3 separate regions of the Homo sapiens genome follow, and regions 2 and 3 are each linked to region 1. Evidence: chromatin contacts called from ENCODE Hi-C or POLR2A ChIA-PET data. All regions are on one chromosome and are shown on one strand. Each heading gives the region's core, a stretch centred on a gene start or an enhancer-like site at or near the end of the contact. The rest is flanking DNA. Distances are from core to core; before and after follow the strand shown.

The links. A loop is a pair of places that touch in the nucleus more often than their neighbours do. ChIA-PET counts read pairs that join two places held with the same protein, here RNA polymerase II (POLR2A). Pooled maps may share reads with other maps.
Region 2: a loop to region 1 is called in a map with no recorded cell type, with 2.9 times the contacts of the local background. The contact joins the enhancer-like site here to the promoter of TOR3A in region 1. A Hi-C loop is called at or near these places in 2 of 37 single-sample maps with no recorded cell type and 2 of 50 pooled maps.
Region 3: a loop to region 1 is called in a map of endothelial cell of umbilical vein, with 4 times the contacts of the local background. The contact joins the enhancer-like site here to the promoter of TOR3A in region 1. A Hi-C loop is called at or near these places in 1 of 168 maps with a recorded cell type or tissue (endothelial cell of umbilical vein), 7 of 37 single-sample maps with no recorded cell type and 13 of 50 pooled maps. POLR2A ChIA-PET finds 5 or more read pairs at or near these places in 1 of 52 experiments (activated naive CD4-positive, alpha-beta T cell).

The regions. Positions count from the first base shown.
Region 1 is chr1:179,080,608-179,083,593 of GRCh38, reverse strand. TOR3A (torsin family 3 member A) reads right to left here and starts at 1,524. Exons shown (of 6, transcript NM_022371.4): 1 at 1,207-1,524; 2 at 541-654. The coding sequence starts at 1,465. RefSeq lists silencers at 950-1,119, 1,260-1,549.
Region 2 is chr1:178,416,476-178,419,461 of GRCh38, reverse strand. The region is part of intron 4 of RASAL2 (RAS protein activator like 2); the gene reads right to left. Among named protein-coding and RNA genes, the nearest start is that of CLEC20A, 79 kb to the left of the region's middle. RefSeq lists an enhancer at 799-1,998. Within about 2 kb of position 1,426, at least 2 of the 41 ENCODE cell types and tissues checked have a DNase peak (open chromatin) inside an H3K27ac peak, as active enhancers do.
Region 3 is chr1:179,708,126-179,711,111 of GRCh38, reverse strand. All of the region lies in intron 2 of LOC105371635 (a long non-coding RNA gene), which reads left to right. Among named protein-coding and RNA genes, the nearest start is that of FAM163A, 34 kb to the left of the region's middle. RefSeq lists an enhancer at 1,271-1,340. Within about 2 kb of position 1,471, at least 3 of the 41 ENCODE cell types and tissues checked have a DNase peak (open chromatin) inside an H3K27ac peak, as active enhancers do; they include endothelial cell of umbilical vein, where a contact is called at or near this core.

The sequences.
Region 1 (2,986 bases), core at 275-2,774:
CCCCCCCCCCCCGCCTCTACTAAAAATACAGAAATTAGCCGGACGTGGTGGCAGGCACCTGTAATCCCAGCTACTCGGGAGGCTGAGGCAGGAAAATTGCTTGAACCCAGGAGGCGGAGGGTGCAGTGAGCTGAGATCGCACCACTGCACTCCAGTGTGGGTGACAGAGCAAGCCTCCGTCTCAAAAAAAAAAAAGAAAAGAAAGGGACACTTTTAATCACAACCCAGAATTTCTGATCAGTTCTCTCTGGATAGTTCCAGCCCCCTCTGAGAGGTAGCTGTTTCTGTTTAGAGTGAAACAAGGTGCTCTGGGCCTGACAAACAGCTCAGTTTGCCTGGGCTATTAAGCTAGAGGCTAAAAAGGGGCTTCCCTGACTCAAGCATTTGGTACTCCCTCAAAACTTCAGTCAGACTGTGGCAGTTCCTGCTTGTCGGGAGGCTGGGCAGGATGACGAAAGGTCCCTTGCATCTAACCATTTCCCCTGGACTGCCTCCCCTCCCCACAGATCCCTAGCCCCTTGAAGCCATGCGGGGTCCAACCTGTAAAGTTGTTGGAGATTCTGCAATCCCCTCTAGGGCAGCAGTCTTTGAAGCTGCAGTACCACGTGGTCAGGAGGTCCAGGTACCGCTGGCCCAACAGAGGAAGGCGCCAGCCTGGAAAAGGAGGAGCTGTGAGACCGAGAGGAGACCATCCGGTGCTCTACAGTGATGCGGCAACCTTGCCACACAACTTGTCAGGGACAGAGGGACACCCAGAACTCAGATTCTAACTCCCAGCCCCGACTCGGCCCACTGTCGGTCCTCAAGCCCTGCGTCCAAAAGCAGCAAGGGAGACGGCAGTCACCAGGCATGTCCACAGCGGACGTTCCCTAGAGCTGTCAAGAGCAACACCTTCGAATAACGCCAGGGTGGGCTGGGAGATGGCACAGGCGGTGCGAGAGAATCTGGAAAGCGCAGGGATCAGGGGAGGCGGGGGACGGGAAGCCGGGCGCCAGGGGGGTGCGCAGGGGACGCGGGTGGGGCAAGGGCGGTGATGGGGCTCCCTGCTCCGCGGAGGCTGCCCCCGCCCACAGCCGGTACCGGCGGCTGAGCAGAGCAGGACTGCGGGCCCAGATGTCGCCCCGGACAGGAGCGAGGCGACCACAGCCGCGCCCGGATCGCACTCTGCTCCGCAGCGAACGGCGGACCGTGGGGACGGGGTCTTACCCAGGGGCCCCGTGGCTGCCTCCTCGTCCTCGTCACAGTCGTCGGGCCACACCTGGCAGCTGAAGAGCGTCCAGTACCGCTTGGAGAGGGCACCCGCCGCCCTGAGCTGCTCCTGCAGGCGCTGGAAGCCCGGCCAGGCCCAGGCCGAGCCCGGCTCGTCGGTTCCCTCCCACGGCCTGGAGGCGCCGCGGGGCTCAGGCGCGCCCGGGAGCAGCAGCAGGAAAAAGAGCCAAAGCTGGCGCCACGGACCGCGAAGCATGGCCGGCCCCGAGCTGCGGGACCATCCGGCTGCCGGCCTAGCCAGGCTCCCTTAAGCCCGGGGCGGTCAGGCGGGGACCGCACTTCCTAGGCGGGCTTGAACCCGGGATTGGTGTTGCTGTGGCGACCGGCGGGCCGGGCTGAGTGCGCACTGGCAGCCTCCGTACACGTGACCCAGGCGGGAACCCGAAACCCTGTCTGGGGTCCTGAGAGGCAGTCCCGAGACTGACTTCAGGCCAGGTGCAACTAGCCGGCTTCCAGGAAGCAGTTTATTCTGGGTCGTGATTGTGGTTGCAAAGAAGGTGAACTCAGGCTTTGAAATGGCCACTGTCAATCACTCCGCTAGGACTTTCGGACGGCTCTGGTGGCCCATCAGAGGCCTACCGAATAAGGACACTCCTGCTTTGCCTCGCGTTTGCAGATCAACTTCCCGCCAACCTGTTAGAGGAAGCCGGAAAACCGTCTCAGTCAGGAGCGTTAGGCAGGCCAGGGGAGTCAGCTGAGTGGAGAAGAGGCCCTGGAAAGAAGGGCACAGCTAGGTGCCTGTCTGGCCAAGGTTGCCCTGGCTCCTCCGCAGAGGGAAATGAAACCGCAGCAAAACACCAGCAGGTTTCCACAGTGGGAGTCCACGAAAAGCAAGAGGAAGCTGATTGACGGGCTCCAGTCTGGAGGTGTTTGGAGTTTGGAAACCCCCCGAGTCATGGGTAAATCATGAGGCGTCATGTCAATGTAATTATATCTCATAAAAATCCGAAGTACTGTGTGCACTTTCTTGACTAGGTTTGCAACTTTCAAGTGCTGGGACTGAGCAGCCCATCCGACACCATTGGCAAAAGACTACAGGGCCTCTTTCCCTCAGCGCTCTCTTCTCCATAGCGAGGAGCATGGAACAAGGCTGTTAGATTTCAGAAGAGCTTAATGCATTGTTTAAAATCACCTGGCTTACTTCAGCCAAGCCAAAAAGCCGTCTTGTCTTAGGAGAAAACTGCTGTCTAGAGAGATCAGAGGACTTGGCTAATGTCATATGTTTAGTGGCTTTGAGGTTGGGCCCTCCAGACAGTAAGGTGAATACTAGCACCGTGTCTCACAAATGTCACAGGCAACTTGATTCATCTGTTCACCCCAGTCTCTTAGATCACACCGTGCCAGGTCTGCTCCATTCTCAGCAGCTCACCAAATTTGTGCCTTTCATTCGAACAGCTACAGAAACTAGATAAAGCACCTTTGCTAGGACACGAGGTTGAGTTGAAAAGTAAAATGTTTATAGTGTCTCAGCCATTCAGTGTGATGTCAAAAACTTTTCATAGAGTAGCAGCCATGGCACCAGCCCAGCACTGTGTACATCGAGCTTGCGGAGTCCACCGGAGACAGTTAACAGCACATACACCACAGTGCTTATTGGAAAACCAAAAAAAATTAGGCAGGGTGTGGTGGCTCACGCCTGTAATCCTAGCACTTTAGAAGGCCGAGGCGGGCGGATCACCTGAGATCAGGAGTTCGAGACCAGCCTGGCCAACATGGT
Region 2 (2,986 bases), core at 177-2,676, 660 kb after region 1:
AAATAAAATAAAATAAAAAATTTAGCCAGCCATGGTAGCACATGCCTGTAGTCCCAGCTACTCAGGAGGATGATGTGGGAGGATTGCTTGAACTCAGGAGTTCGAGGCTGCAGTAAGTGATGACTGTACCACAGCACTCCAGCCGGGGCAATAGAATGAAACCCTAACCCAAAAACAAATAAATAAAATAAAACAAAATTTTTCAAGCAAAGATTCTAATTCAAAGAAAAATATTTTGACACATGGAGAATGACTCTTTCTTGAGATGAATATCATTTTATATAAGCTGTGTACAATAAACATTTCTATAATGAAGAAAAAGAAATACTAGGCCAATATTAGCACATCAAATCTTTTATATTCCTTTAGTAACTACCAAAGCCCACTGTTTTGGGGTGAAGGCTATATTTATCAGGATAAGCTAGGTTATGATTATCTAATCACCCCCCTAATCTTCGTGGCATAAAATATGTTACATGTCCATAAGCAGGTCAACTGAGGGGGTGGGATCCTGTCTATGCTGTCCTTACTCAGGAACTTAGGCTAAGGGAGGCTATCTGGGCTTCTACAGTTTTTGCAGCAGGATAAAGGTAAAATAGCAAATTATGTACATGTACTAGCTCTTAAAGCTTCATATCACTTCTGGTCTCATTTCACTGACAAAACAATCACGTGACCATATCTAACTTCAATGGAGGAAGGGATATATAGTACTACCAGGTACTCAGAAAGGGAACTGAAAATATTTGGTGAACAACAGTATAGACTGCCACAGTGTTTTACCAAGCCAAGTGATTTTTAAACATGCAGGCATTGCTCCTTTTATTAGAGAAAAATGAAAACAAACTTACTCAAATCAAAGTGGAACTATTTAGATTACTGAAAGAAAATACTTATAATGCTATATCTTATTGTTTTGGCCATCCAAGGAGTTAAGTGTAAAAACTCCTAGTATATATCACATAGACATAATACCCTAGGCTGTTTTTCACTCCAGCTTATTATAGGTATGTAGAGATTGACTAAAGGCAAGGGAAAAAGGCTCAATGTGAAGATGATGAGGATGAAGGTCTTTATGATTCACTTCCACCTAATGAATAGTAAATAGTATATTTTCTTTTCCTTATGATTTTCTCAATAACACTTTCTTTTCTCTAGTTTACAATTTTAAGAATGCAACATATAATACATATATCACACAAAAGATGTGTTAATTGACTGTATATGTTATTGGCAAGGCTTCCAGTCAACAGTAGGCTAATAGTAGTTAAGTTTTGGGTGAGTCAAAAGTTATATGAAATTTTTCAACTGCATAGCAGGGTGGTGTCTCTAACCCCCATGTTGTTCAAGGGTCAACTGTACAATTTTGGTGTCATTAGGGAGAGTCACTGTCATTAGTCACAGTCATTAGTACATAAAGGCAAAGGCTTTATGTACTATTTTCTATGACTCAATCAGAATGAGTCACCACATTTGCTAATAAATGTAGCTAGCAAACCAGGCTTAAGTTTATAGAATTGTAATAGGATTGCTAGGCCTAGGTTGAGATCCAGGCCGAGGAGTCGACCAAAAATCATACATATATTTCTAATGAAAATACAGTTAAGCATTTGACTGAGACAGTATTAGTAGACTGTCTACTAATTAAATCTAGTAATTTAATTCTACCTTTTTGTGGCACTTTTTTTTTTTTTTTTTTTTTTAGACGGAGTTTCACTCTTGTTGCCCAGGCTGGAGTGCAATGGTGCAATCTCGGCTCACCGCAACCTCCGCCTCCCAGGTTCAAGCTCTTCTCCTGCCTCAACCTCCCGAGTAGCTGGGATTACAGTTGGAATTACACACCTGGCTAATTTTGTATTTTTGGTAGAGATGGTGTTTTTCCATGTTGGTCAGGCTGGTCTTGAACTTCCGACCTCAGGTGATCCGCCCACCTCGGCCTCCCAAAGTGCTGGGATTACAGGCATGAGCCACTGCGTCCAGCCTTGTGGCACATATCATATCATACCTCATATGACATAATATGATACATTGTATTTAATAAAACTTATGCTTATTTGTTGTAGAGAACTCTACTAGGAGTTGTAAGGAAATCAAAGATAAACACAAACTCTGCCCTCAAGGAACTTGCCATTTAATACAGACTTTAGATACTAAATATAAATTTATGCACAGGCTTATTAGTAGACTGGACATGGCTGAGGAAAGAATCTCTAAGCATGAGGATATATCAATAGAAACATCCAAAACTGAAAAGCAAGCAGAACAAACAAAAATAACCCAGAAAAGAATATCCAAAGACTACAGGACAACTACGAAAGGCGTAACGTGTAATGGGAATACCAAAAGGAGAAAAGAGAAAGAAATAGAAAATCAGAAACAATAATGACTGAGAATTTCCCCAAATTAATATACCAAACCAAAGATCCAGGAAGCTCAGAGAATACTGAGAATACCAAGCAGCATAAATGCCAAAAAAAAAAACCCTAAAAGAAAAAAAATCCCAACCCCCAAAACTACACTGAGGCATATAATTTTCAAACTGCAGAAAAACAAAGAAAAAGAAAAAATCCTAAAGAAGCCAGAAGGAAAAAACACCTTATGTACAGAGGAACAAAAATAAGCATTACATCTGGCTTCTCCTCAGAAACCATACAAGCAAGAGAATGGAGTGAAATATTAAAGTGTTGAGAGGAAAAAAAAAGAACCCAAACTACCAACCTAGAATTCTATAACCTGCAAAACTATCATTCAAAAGTGAAGGTGAAATAAAGCTTTCTCACATACATGAAAAAATTGAGGAAAAATGTTGCCAGTAGACCAGCATTGCAAAAAATGTTTAAAGAAGTTCCTTAGAGAGAAAAGAAAACAATATAGGTCACAAATTGGACCTTCTTAAGAAAACAAAGAGTATAAAAGGAATAAGTGAAAATAAAACCACCTTTTATTTTTCTTCTTAATTGATTTAATATTGAAGTAATAACAACAA
Region 3 (2,986 bases), core at 222-2,721, 630 kb before region 1:
CGACCTCGTGATCCGCCTGCCTTAGCCTCCCAAAGTGCTGGGAAGACTGAGGAATAATTTCAGACTCTAAAATGTGGAATGGGTCAGTGTCACCTAGCAAGGTCCTTGGGTGGGTTGTGATAGGGGAGGGCAGGGCAGGGGGACTTTGTGGCCACTCATGGGGCAGAACCAAATAATGGTCAGAGGGAAAAGAGCTGAAAATGAAAATTGGAGAATGTTGAGGATCAGTATGGCTCACTTCCCAGTTTTGCCAGGCCAGCTCTGCCTGACGAGATCTGCCAGGTCTATCTATGATTTTCCTCTAGAATGTTGGGTGTCATCCAAGGTGTCCTGAGTTCTAGCATCTGGTCATTTTTTACAAGAAGAAAGAACAAGCTCTTGCTGTGGGCATTTAGTTAATGCCAGGGCCGACTTTTTACCCCTCTATGCCTGGTCACAGTTGCACTAGGGAGCTACCCTCTTTAGTAAAGGATGAGCTCTTTTAGTCAATTTAATACCCTGGAGACAGGAGGTGACACAGCCTGTGTCAAACAGGCCCCCAGTAAATTTTCATTGAATTAGAAAATGACAGCTCTGTAATTTGGTGACTAGGGACATGCTGGAGGCCCACCTGGAATGAAAGGGGAAAGGGAGAAGAGAAAAGGGCATTGCAAACCATGCTCCCCTCAAGATACTTCTTTCTCCATTTTCTATTGTGTGTGTTTTAGCCATGTTAATACTACACCTCTGTAACCTGCCCTAGACTTTTCCAGCTAGCAATTGCATATTAAGATGGTATTAGGCTGGTGCAAAAGTAATTGAGGTTTTTGTCATTGAAAGTAATAGCAAAAACCGCAATTACTTTTGCACCAACATAATAATATCTTTAATCAGTAATTCCAGACCCTAATAGTGCAGAAATAAGGTGGGTCAAAAATTTACACAAGGCTGTTGAGTAAACATTATTATCCCAGCTGTAATGATTTTTTTTTTTCTCCTGGGACTTTCCAGGGGAAATGATTTTCAGCAGCAAATCTGCTTCTCTGCTCCACCTTCCTGTTGGCGTCAATGGAGACTGACGCCAACAAGCTTCCTGCGCTTTAATTCATCTCTGCTGAGCTACTGCATTGGGGTCATAGAGAGGTTACAGCAGATGTTCTTCTCACTGCTCCTGCTTAACATTCACTTTGGTTTTCTCTTGGGGGTTACCAAAGTAGGAAATAACCTGGGGGGAGATGATAGGATATAAGGGCTTGTGGCCCTTGCGGTGATTCTGGGCAGTCAGGCCCAATTCTTTTTCATTTTATCAATCAGGCAAGAACCTCAAGCTCATTGCCTGGTCCTCCTAGGTAGCATTATCTTGTTTATCCTTGTATTCTTGGAGGTCAGCACAGGAACTGGCACATAGAAAATACACACTTTTTTGTTGTTAAATAGAGGGCAATACTGAGGGTGTGGGGAATGTGGCAATTGCCTGGGCAGAGAGCTGTGGACAGTTCTGTGCCTTGAACCAGACTGTCCCACAACAAAAGGACCACTCCAGCTGAGGTGTGAGCACATTCTCCACCTCTGCCCGTAATCTCCTCTCCAGGCTGTGCACTCTCAGTTTGTTCAGATATTTATCGTAAGTTGAAACAGAGGGAATATATAATGCAATGGAAAGGAGCAAAAGCCTTTGAAATCATTCATTCACAATAAACAAACAATTATTGTGTACAGAGGTGCTATTGTTCTAGCCTCTTGGGATATGATAATGCACGAAATGGACAAAAATACCTGCCCGGTGGAGTTTAGATTCTGGTTGGTGGAGACCTACAGTTCACAATAAAAAGAATGAGTCATGTTAGAAGTCAGGTGCTATGGAAAAAAGTGGAGCAGGATTAGGGGCATTGGGAGCACAGCGTTGAGAAGTCATTTTAGAAATTACCTCTTTGAGAAGACGCAGATGCTGGAGGAAGAACAGCCAAGGCAAGAGCCCAAAGTGAGGAGCTATGCACTGGAAGAAAGTGAGGAGGCCAGTGTGGGGGAGTGCAGTGAATAAGGGGGAGATCATGGGAGATGAGGTCAAGGAGGTAACGGGGGGCATATGTAGAGCTGGTGGATATGCCTGGCAGATTTAGCAGATAAAAATTTGCAATCTCAGCTAAATTTGAATTTCAGATAATAATTTTAAAAATACAGATATGCCTCAAATATTGCATGAAACCATACTTAAACTAGAAAGTTATTAGCTGTTTACCTGAAATCCGTATTTAACTGGGCATCCTGCATTGTCTTTGGCAACACCGCTGTGGACCATTGTAAGGACTCTGAGTAAGACTGGGAGCCCTCAGGGGGCCTTGGGCAGAGGAGGGATGCCAGCTGCCTTGGAGCTTGAAAGGGCCCCTCTGGCTGCTTTGTGGAGAGCAGAGTGAGAGAGCACTGTGGACAGCAGGGAAGCCAGACAAGGCTGCGAAGTGGTCCAGGCTCAGTACAGTAACTCTGACCTGGTGGTGGAGGTAGGGTTGGTGAGAAGCCGGCAGATTCCAGACACATTTTGGAAGCATAGCCAACAGGATTTCCTATAGATGTAGATGGTAGTTAAAGCCAGGAGACTGGGGGAATTCCCAAGAGAATGAGGCCTGGTGCCCTGCAGCATTAAGAGGCCAGGAAAAAGAGGAGGAGGCACAAAAGATGCTAAGGCTTTGACCAATGAGTACGAGGAAACCCTAGAGAATGAGATGTGCTGGGAGGACAGAAAGTGTCAGGGAGGAGGATTGTCAAGTGTATCAAATGCTACTGATAAGTCAGATGGGATGACTGAGGGCTGACTAGTGGATTCAGCATGGAGTTGCTGGAGACCTTGACAGGAGCAGTTTTGGTGGAGTGGTGTAGGTGGAACTGGAATTGGTTTAATAGGTAATCGGAGAAGTATAAGAAGATAATATGGGCAACTCTTTGGCGAAATCTGACTTATTTAAGGTCCTACCACTTACTAGCGTGATTCTTGGTAAATAATTTTCTGATC